Linked DNA regions of Homo sapiens: region 1 is linked to region 2. Evidence: chromatin loops called from intact Hi-C (ENCODE). Cell type or tissue: psoas muscle. All regions are shown on one strand. Each heading gives the region's core, and the rest is flanking DNA. Links, peaks and the distances in the headings are about the cores only.

Region 1 (5,391 bases), core at 199-5,198, 71 kb before region 2:
ACCTAGAAACCAGAGTGGACATGGGAGGGAGAATTAAATGTTTAAGAAAGAAGGCAGAAAAGCCTCATGATAATGAGCTAGGTTTGAAATAATATCTTTTTCTAAATGCTGAAGTTGGAGGAAGAAAATCCACGAGTAATTGCATTCAGTGCCTATTGAACAAATTATTGGGTTAAACTACACTGGCAAGTGAAAAACTAGAGCATAGAAAAATTCTGTAACAGGCAGATGCATATAGGTCCTAGAAAAAAAAACACAGACGATCAAAAAAACCTGCATAAAAGTCAGAAGATTGCAAGAACTGATGTGAGGGAGAAACAACCTGGACAAGCTATGCAGTCACTAGGGAAGAAGATGTGGACAAAAGGAATTCAGACACCAGACTAGATAACAGCCAAAGGTGAGCAAAAGGGGGACATAGATAATGGAAACCTATTGCCATTCCAGGCATGAAGTTAGACAAGACTGATTCCATCCTGGAACCAGAAGAGGAGAGTTAGCCCAGCGGGTTCATCTGTTAGAAAGGGGAGCTTGATAGATACTCGAGGGCTTGCTGCAGGTGGAGGCAGGAAAGAGAAAGAAGATATGGAACGCGTGCTGGTATTATAATTTTCATTCCGGAAAACTCATCACAGTCAGTGTGAGTTTGAGGATTCTAGTTTGAATGAGTCCGTGAGGATTCTCAAAGAGAGCAAAAACAGCCTCTCTTTTTTCCAAGAGGAAAAAAAGAAAGCATTCTCTCTTTCTTTTCTCCCTCTTTTTTCCAAAAGAAAAAAAGAAAGCATTCTCTCTTACTTTTCTCTCTCTTTCTTTAACTGTTCTCACAGTCCTTGGGCAAGCAAAACAACAATCTATTTACAATCTTGCTTCTCTCAATTATGGGACTTTGATCTTAAGGTTCCAACAGGCAGAAGTGGACTAAAATTAGTAGCTACATTTTTTATGCAGGATGTGACAGTGGCCCTCCTTCCTCTTGATTACAGGCTTAGGTTTAATGAGAGAATAGAGTGAACCCCAAGGATGTTCAGGGTAGCTGACCTGCAGGCTCCCACTTGGTACTACAATCTCGAGCTAACAGCTTTCCAAAATTCCCCAACACCCCATTGATCTCCATCTACCTGGACATAGTCTTAACTCAGAGGGCATAAAACATGTGAGATGCTTTTTGGACAAGAACACTTAAAGATTGAGGATATTCAGATATCTGAATTATATTTGGTAAGTGAAAAATGCCACATACTGCCCTCTGGTTAATGGAGCATTTGAAAATTACTGAGGAACCATACATGTAAGAAGATGCACTTCCAACAGAAAAAGAATATTGCATTGTGTCCAAATATGGACACTGTAATTGTTCATATTTTTGGGGTAAGGTGTGATATTTCAATACATATATACTATGTGTAATGATAAAATTGGGGTAATAGCATATCCATCACCTCAAATATGTATTATTTCTTCATGCCAGAAACACTCAAAATCCTCTCCTTTATTTGAAATTATACAAAAAATTGTTGTTAACTATAGTCACCATATAATGCTGTTAGTCACTAGAACTTATTCCTCCTATCTTGCTGTATTTTTTTTATCTGTAAGCCAACTTCTTCCTAGCCTTCCTTTACCTTTTGTAATCACTGGTAACCACTATTCTATTCTTTTCTTCTTTGAGATCAACATTTGTAATTCCAACAAATGAGGGAGAACATGCAGTATTCATGTTTATGTGTCTGATTTACTTAACGTAAGGTCTTCTAGTTCCATCCATGTTGCCACAAATGACAGAATTTCCTACTTTTTATGGCTGAGTAGTATTCTATTGTATAAACATACCACATTTTCTTTATTCATTTATCCACTGATGGATAGGTTGATTGCATATCTTGGCTATTGTGAATAGTGCTGTAATAAGCACGGGTGTACAGATTTTTTTTGACATACTGACTTATTTTCCTTTGTATATATACTCAGTAGTGGGATTGCTGAATGATGTGGTAGTTATGTTTTAAATATTTTTGGAAACCATACTGTTTTTCATAGTGGTTGTACTAATTTACAGATATTTAATACAGTGTGGCTTTCTTCCACAATAGCAACAATTCATCCATCTCATCTTACTTCTGTGGCTGATCCCTGAGTTTGGATATGTGAATAAAAGACACACATAAAGACCAAATGAAAAGAGAGTACCTATGTTCCAAAGGACAAATTCCTGCCGAGTTTTTGGTTTATGTAATAACTGCGCTGGAGTCTTGTGTGCCCCACAATGTACAAGAATGCGCCAACATGACAAACCAAAAAGGAAGATGAATATTTTCTATTCAACCTTCCAGAATTCATGCTCATCCCCCATTTTCTCCTGCTCATATATCTTAAAAATTAATTCATTGATTTGTTTTGTCCCTTTCACCTTTTTTTCTTCAATCCTGGCTCCAATTTCCATAAACTTCCTTTGTAACGTGTTTAATGTGCACCATGTTTTGTATAAGTGCTTTTGCAAAATATGCATGCTTTGTGTACATGAAATTTTAATTTATATAAATGTATTGTGTTCATATATACTATTATTTTCATGCTTTTTTCACTAAAAACTATATTTTAAAATTCAATCATAGTGTTTTGAGTAATGAATCCATTGTTCATAACTACTGATTGACATTTCATGGTGTCCATTCATCACGTTTTACCTGGTCATTCTCCCAGGGTTAGACTCCCAGGTTGCCTCCCAATTCTAACACTGCGATGAACACCTTACAAGTATACCCTGTGAACCTGTGTGAGACTATCTTTGAGTCACGTATCCAGCAGGAGAATTGCAGAGCTGTGCGGGCTATATCCTTTCTATCCTGCATATCTAGAGAGAAGTAGATTTGCTCTCCAAAATAGCATTTTTCACTAACAGTGCTTGAGGGCTCCTATGTCCTTGAATTTCCACCAATACATGACATTCTAGCTTCCTAATCTTTGTTTAAAAGGTGCAAAGTAACACCTTGTTTTAATTGACATTTCTCTCATTACTAATGATCTAGTGATTTTGAGTGTGTCTTTATGTGCTGTTAATTTCTTTTTCATGATTTTTGCTTTTTTTCTTCAGGAGCATCTTTATTCTTGTTGATTTATAGACTTATATAATCTTTCTTTTTGTTTCTTTTCTGAATTAAATATCTTCTTCCATTTTTCCATCTGTTTCTTAACTTTTGTCTATGTTATGATTCATAGACTATAAATCTGCATTTTGGCATATTGAAAATTATCTTTTTTGTCTTACATTTGTGTTTTTGGTATTTTTGTTTAAGATACCATTCTAAGATCCTGCTACAAAGATATTCTATTACATTTTCTCTAGAAATTTTATGGTTTTTAATTGACGTAGTGTACGTGTGTGTGTGTGTGTGTGTGTGTGTGTAGGTGTGTATCATGTTATGTAGAAATCTAGGTTTTTCCTATTTATAGTACAAACCCTTTCAGAATTCAAAGTTGATTACAATTATGTTTAGGTAAAAAAGGATTTCAACAATATCAACACAAATATGGCATTTTCACTGAAAATCTGCAGTCTAAATAGGTACACAAAAAGGAAAGAGAAATACTTGGAAGATCCAAATTTATACCCTGCCAAAATATCATTATCTAAGTAACACTGTTTTCTATTTGATATTTCTAGAATTACAGACTACTAGGAAAACCTGAGACTTAGCTAGCAGCAGCTAGTGGCACAGGTGAGATTTCTTTCAAATCTCAATGGCTTTCATGTGGATGTTGACTGATGGAAGAAGAAAAACCTGTCTTTGATAAAGTACAAACAATTGCTTCAAGCACTCTGACTTCACCTTGACCTGTTTTCAAGTGATTAATTTCATCATATAAATAGCTACAATACAACACTGACAGGGCTTCAGCTTAGACAACCCTTCACCCCTGGCCCTCAGGCCTCAATTCCTTTACTATTTATATCTTTAGGAGCTGGCACCACTTTTTCTTGTAACAATGCAACAATAACTACTAAATCTAGATCTTTTTATCTTCTGCCCAACCTCCCCCAAAATGCTGATGTTCAGAGTATTGTACAGTAGACAGACAATCCATCATGTCAAATGTGCTGGCAGACTGGCTGACTTCTGCCTTTATGGAATTCAATGCCTTGCCAAGTAAATAAATATAGTAAAAAACACAGCCAAAATTAGATATGCCTTTAAATAAGTTATTATAGGAAATTTGCCAAGAGCTTTTTCTTTCCCGTCTCCCAGACTGCCTGTGTGTAAGGTCAAAAGGTCAGAGTAGATTCTGCCTCGCCAGTTCTAACATCACATCATCACATAGTTCCACTCTGCTTCATGATCCTTCCTGCTAATCAAAGCAAGCCTGTGGAGTCTGTTCGAAGTTACTGAAGAATTATTTAGCAATCCTGCCAGAGCTCCTCGCCTATTGTTCACAACCAGGAGTGTTATCTCATCTTTGGGCCAAAGAACAGTTTATCTTTCCTCAGAAAGACAGATATGAAAGCACTTAAGGGGCACACACTCTCTAGCCAATCATGAAAAATCACATCCAAAAGCTATTTTGCAACTTCTCAGCTACTGGGTCAATTTGTCCGATATCTAAATAGTTCCTCCTTTTGTTAAAGAAATTTCCTGCTTTGAAGAAAACATTAGAGATGAAAGGTTACAAAAACTTGGTGGAGTGAGAAGAAACTTGCATTGGACAGAACGCATAAGGAGATGCATTCCCTTTAAAATCAAACAAGGAGGAAGCTTTTGTTGCAGTTAAACTGATCCAATTTCCATTATGTTTAAAATGATTTTTGTTCAGAAGTGTACAAACCAAAGGTGTTTACTAAAAAACTTTACCACTTATGGTATTATTTTAAAAAAGATAAATAAACGTACCTCTTCTAAATATTTAAAACATGAAATATTTATCTCAAATGCGAATTGATTTTTGACGCTGATTATCAAGTAGAGGTCTTGACTGCCGCACACTGAAGTGTAACTGCCTTTCCATGCAGGCATGACCAGAGCATAATTAATATCCCACATATTTGAGGCACAGAGATCTAAAAATCTCTATGTAGCACTGCCAGGAGCTTGAAATCGAGGAGCGAAAAGTATTTGAATAGCCAAAATTAACATTGCAAAGCCCTGACTTGAAAGCCAATGTAAATCCTACAAGTGAATCCCATGCCATAACTCATCTGATTAACTTGATTTTTACATTTACTTTCCCCATTTTAAGCACAGAAAAGGACAGAGAGCAGGCTGGGTCCATATTACTATACTTGCTTTACAGATGAGAAAAGCCCAGACTTAATGAGGTTAACTATGTTGCCCAAGTCCAAACATTAAATGTTTTAGATTTTAGGGAATATGATCATAACTTGTTTAATAAAGAAGATAA
Region 2 (5,391 bases), core at 74-5,073:
AAAACAGAACAAGCCATGGAGGCCCCAGGGATCAGGCAGGGCCAAGAGGATCTGATGGCGGAAGGGGGAGCACATCAACAAGACCTTACAAGGCAACTTGCATGGATGCTCTGAAGCAACTTTGAGGTCTCCTTGATGAGGAAAGTTGGCTCAACCTGCTGTAGAGGTGAGTCATTTGTTTGAAGTTTATTCATATTTTATGGCCTCTTTTCAGGTGTCTGACCCTCTTTCCACACACACAAAAATCTTATTTACTTACTTTATTGATATTCCTCTGCAGTTGGAATACATTTATTCTCACCATCTTGGCTCCCAAAATCTGTGAATCTGATACCATTTCCTATTCTGATAGTATAATGCCACTCATACACGTTATATCCTTATTTCAGCATAATGTTTGATGGGATCTTTTCTGGTATCTTTTTTCACAATCTCTAACACTAAAACTTAGTGTGTCTTGCAATTTTTTACAAACATATTTTTCATTTATATCAAGAGGACTTTAATTTTTGTGATAGTATAGATTAATTTCATCAGTTCCCCCGCTACTCCGGGTACCATTTAGAACTATTCCTAGACTAAAGTCTGCACTGAACTACAGTAAATGTTTAGTCTAGTTTTAGTAGTTATTCCTTTTAAGGACAAATCCCATCATGTACTGGAGTTCACACAAAATGTTTTGAGTTCTGTAGATATCTTCCTGCTAAGAATTTTAAATTCCAAGGTATAATTTGGGGAGATAATTAATTACACCAACATTGTGTCCTATTGGAGGAAAGACCATTTGCCATTTTTCCCTATGCATATTCTACCTATGCTCACCTAATTCTTAGCAACTTCCTCTTGCTAGCTCCATTCCCAACCCAAGGAAAAAAGATTAACCTGCTTATTCAAATTCATAGATATTGATTGCACACAATTACTAGAGGACATTGCCATTGCATGCACAATCACTGGTTATATCTTCAAAGTGAGGAGTCTAGGTCTGGAACTTCTCATTGTCATTTTTTTTTTTTTTGTATTGTGTTGTAGAATTGGTAAGCAATGTTAGGAAGTCCTCTTAAATTTTGGTGGCCTTTCTCTGTCTTTCATGCTGTGTCTGAATGGGTAAAAAAAAAACCCCTCCAGCTATATGTTTTTCTCTCACGCAGGTATACCTGAGCCTTCTGCTCTCAATATCTAAAATGTGACGTCTTAACATGAGAGAGGTGTTTAGGAGGTCCCTTTCTGACTTAAAGCCTAAGTCAGAGGCTTCAATTTACTTTTTCACCAGCAGAATTAGTTGCAGAATCTTGCAACCAACAAAATGACCTTTATTCCTGTTCTGTTTTGTTCATTCGTTGCCTTACTTAGTAACCACTTGGGAGAGATTCTTGACAGTGACATAGGATTTAAGCTTTCCTAGCCTCCTGACTGCAAAATGATCATAATACCATCAAACGCTATCCCTGACTTCTAAAATTGCTTCAAACATTTGATGAGCAGTTCTGTAGTTATATATAAGTCAAATTTCTACGTTAGCTTTTGCTACCTGAGGACAGAGAGCATGAATTTTATTTCTTATCCCAGGCAGCAGGTATAGTGCTTGTACACAGAAGGTATTTTTCCAGTGAGTCAGAACATAATCCCAAGTATATCATTTTGAAATCATATTTCTCAGATATTTGAAGTTTCTTATAAGGAAGTATTTAATTTATAATACCCCAAAAGGGATTATGCTAATTTTAAAGATGAGGAAATTGAGACCCCAAGAGATTAAAGGGTATGTTTAAGTTTCCATGAAGAGGAAGTGGCAGAGTTGAAATTCCAATGTAGATATGCCCAGCTCTAAAGCCAGCTCTTGGCAGAGCATCGCTGTTTCTAAGCTAGCCCGAGGGTACAGGGAGTTTTCAAATTCTCATCCTTAGTCAGCCAACATTATCTCATGCGACTCCATATCAGTTCTCCTGGTTCTGGGCAGCCACTTGGACATTCTTGATGATGAAATATTTTGGTCTGTTGGCTGTTATGCAACCATAGTCAACTAAAAAATATCCTTATGAGAAAGTGTCTTCTCCATTATGCTGTTTATTTACAAAAGTCTTGGAGTAAGATGAGAGGGAAAAGGGGAGACAGGAAATCAAGAAGTTCCGTGAAGGCAAAGCAGGAACATTTGGGAGAAAGAAATGAAATTCCAGCATTTTATTAATATTTAAAAATTGTTACATTGTATTCTATTGGTAAGAAATCTCTATATTCTCAGGCTGGTCACTTCTGTATGGCAGAAGTCAAAGGTTGAGTCTCCACCTTCAGCAATTGCCTCCGGCTTGTGTAAAGTTTTCTCTCTACAAGTATTCATGATTGAAGGCTGACTAGAGAATGCGCCAGGAAGAAAATAAAAGCCAGTTCTATCCTGTGCCTTTAGTTATGTACAGTCTAAATTGCACATTAGACTTGTCTACTTTGAGATAATCCTCTCTATAGTTACGATGAGCTAATGGAGTGTAGAGGATTGGCTTTTATTGTTAAATAAATATTGCTAATTTTGGTCACGTTTCCTTAGTCTAACCATTCTCTGAATCATTGTAAATAAGCAGAAAAGCAAGGGATGAGTAGCAAACCTTTTGTTATTGTGTATTTATTTCTTTGTTGACTGTTATATGATTGAGTATATTTGTTTTAGTTCTACAAAAACAATGGAAGCAGTTTATTAGAATGCAAGCAGTAAATAGGGGAAAAACATAATTCAGGATGTTAAAAAATAGAAATACAAACAACACATCAGGAAAAAATTGTATAAAAATATATATGTCATAATTTTTTAAATGGTTGCTAAAATTATGCCTACAGATTTAGCTCCAAGCACTCTGGCAGCAAAAGAAGAAATGAGAAAATATATTACTTAAAAAATTTGTATCATCTAGGAGAAGCATACAACTTCTTTTAGTTGTTATTAGAGTGGCAACCATACCTAAGCCCTATTGTTTGTGTACATGGGTTCTTAATGTTTTCTCAATGAATGCTTTTGATTTGCAGGCTGCAGCCAGTTGAACTCGTGCTTTCTAGGGCTTTAGTCCCCTCTTCTATGAAGATTGCTCCAGACCAAATGTGCACCCCTCTAGTTACTGTGGAACACAACACATGAGCAATGGCCACCAGGTTTCATTTGAGATCACGTGCCATTGAAACTCTTTAGTGATACGAGAACCAAGACTGCTTTTTGTCTTCTTGCTTCCTATTTCTGTCCTATTTCTTCTGGAATTCTAGATAATTATGAGCTACGATTTGCCCTATCCTTCTAGATTACAATGTGATGAATTCCTGCTGATTAATTTATATCTCAAATGCATGGCATTGTGAATTGGTACTATTTCTGTTCCTTTGAAGGAACACCCAATATTTGAAATCACTCTAGAGCTAGAAAAGACAGCAAAGTAAAACAATCTGGTCCTGGAATATAGTAACTTTTCCCAGGGAACAGTAAGAGGGAAATATGCACCAAAGAAAAATTCTATTTTTTTTACTTTCATTATTATATACCTGAAGAAGATATTCTTATTTACAGGTGGGTAATTAACTTATAGCAATTCTAGGACATCAGGAAGCTCATCCTGCAAATTCCCTCGATTCAAAAATAATTTGAGTCAGTAGCTGAGGTTTCAATTCTTTCATTTAATTGGTTGAATCTCATTGGCTTTTTTTTCCAATCACTAACACGTTAGTGTAAATATGTTGAACAGATTCTCTCAAGCCAGAGAATTTGTTCAGAAAATCTCTCTTATATAATGAAGGACACACGACAAATTAAATAGATTTGGATGGGAAGAAGTTGGAAAAAGTGCGTTTAGAATTGATTTAATGCATAACAGCTGAACCCTTAGCTATAGGACAGCTCAGCCAGGGTTCTGATTAGTATCTGATTCAATGTCAGATGCATGAATGATGTAAACTTCTGTACTTACTTCATATCTTTTGAAAGTCCTGACTTGTAGAAAGATTTGGAAATTTTGAATCATCCCAAAGCATTTCTAAATGCTCATATACAAAACTATTATTTTTTGTATTTTTAAATAGCATAGAAGTCAAATGAAAAAATAAATGATAGAGAATATTACCTTAAGTGTGCCATATTATTGACCTTCTTACATGAAAAGTCATTTTCTAAAAAAATACGATACAAATCTTTTCTTTAAAACAACAGGAAACTTTAAATTATTTAAATAATCATACCTACTCTAAAATAACTAAGTGACTTACTCAAGCTTTCTTGTTAGGGATGTCTAACAACTCTAGTGAGTTACATATAGTAAGCTGTCTTTTATGAAGTCAAAATAAGAAAGATATTTCTATAATTCTTCTTTGTTTTCTTTATAACAACCTATATTATAAAAAACTTTATCTTTTTCTTTTTCTTTTTTTTTTCTGAGACAGAGTTTTGCTCTTGTTGCCTAGACTGGAGTGCAATGGTGCGATCATGGCTTACTGCAACCTCCGCCTCTCAGGTTCAAGAGATTCTCCTGCCTCAGCCTCCCGAGTAGCTGGGATTACAGGCGCCTGCCACCATGCCCAGCTAATTTTTGTATTCTTAGTAGAGATGGGGTTTCACCATGTTGGCCAGGCTGGTCTTGAACTCTTGACCTCGTGATCTGCCCGCCTCAGCCTCCCAAAGTGCTGGGATTATAGGCGTGAGCCACTGAGCCGGGCTGCAAAACCTTTATCTTTAACAGCACATGGATGGCTATTGACAGTTCATAAACAAACAAAAAATAAACATTTCACCTAAAGATTTGATCATCTGTAGGAGGCCTATGTAGTATAGTCATAGAACATTATGACATTATATGAGCATTATAAATATAAATTAAACACAGTCTTTAATATGATTAATATTGTCATCTGGCTTTTGTTAATAATTTTGATAACCACTGAATGGAAACAAAATGAGATTTCAAAAGTGCAAATAATGTGCAATTTTTAGAGAAGGTAAAAAACACAATTTCTTTTTTCCTTTAGTAGGCCCACAGCCAAGCCATTGAGAGACAAGTCCATGGGAGACAAATTAGCTCATGCAGCTGAGATGTCCTGGAGATTTTCCACAGCACCACTTGGCCAGTGCCTAGACAAGGTAATTTACCGTATCTCTAAATGTCCTACTCCCAAGAGCACATTCATCTTGCCTCCCCTTGAAGCAGATCCCTTGAAGAGTTTCATGTTTATGAACATGGAGTAGTATCGTTTGGCCAGCAAAATTAGGAAATGAATTGTGTTTTCAGTAAACTCATCTATTACCTTACTTCAGAGTGATTAAACTCATAGTGCTTGATGAAAATAACCAACTTAAAATGAGGAATGAGCATAAAATATGGTTATGCCCTCAGAGTTCTACCTGTGACAAGAAATGATAATCAAATC

The links. A loop is a pair of places that touch in the nucleus more often than their neighbours do. Peaks named below come from ENCODE experiments on the same cell type or tissue, not always from the same donor. Only the 100,000 strongest peaks of a DNase experiment are listed, where the experiment ranks them.
Region 1: it touches region 2 in a loop (1.9-fold over the local background); 4 of 110 quality-filtered maps call a loop at or near these places.

Annotation. Positions count from the first base shown.
Region 1 is chr21:28,282,756-28,288,146 of GRCh38, reverse strand. No RefSeq gene overlaps it. Among named protein-coding and RNA genes, the nearest start is that of LINC01695, 57 kb to the right of the region's middle. In psoas muscle, for the core only: no CTCF peak of the experiment used is centred there; no DNase peak of the experiment used is centred there.
Region 2 is chr21:28,211,953-28,217,343 of GRCh38, reverse strand. LINC01695 (long intergenic non-protein coding RNA 1695) reads left to right here. Exons shown (of 6, transcript NR_126012.1): 3 at 4,996-5,104. Among named protein-coding and RNA genes, the nearest start is that of LINC01695, 14 kb to the left of the region's middle. In psoas muscle, for the core only: no CTCF peak of the experiment used is centred there; no DNase peak of the experiment used is centred there; H3K4me3 peaks cover 548 bases; H3K27ac peaks cover 1,715 bases.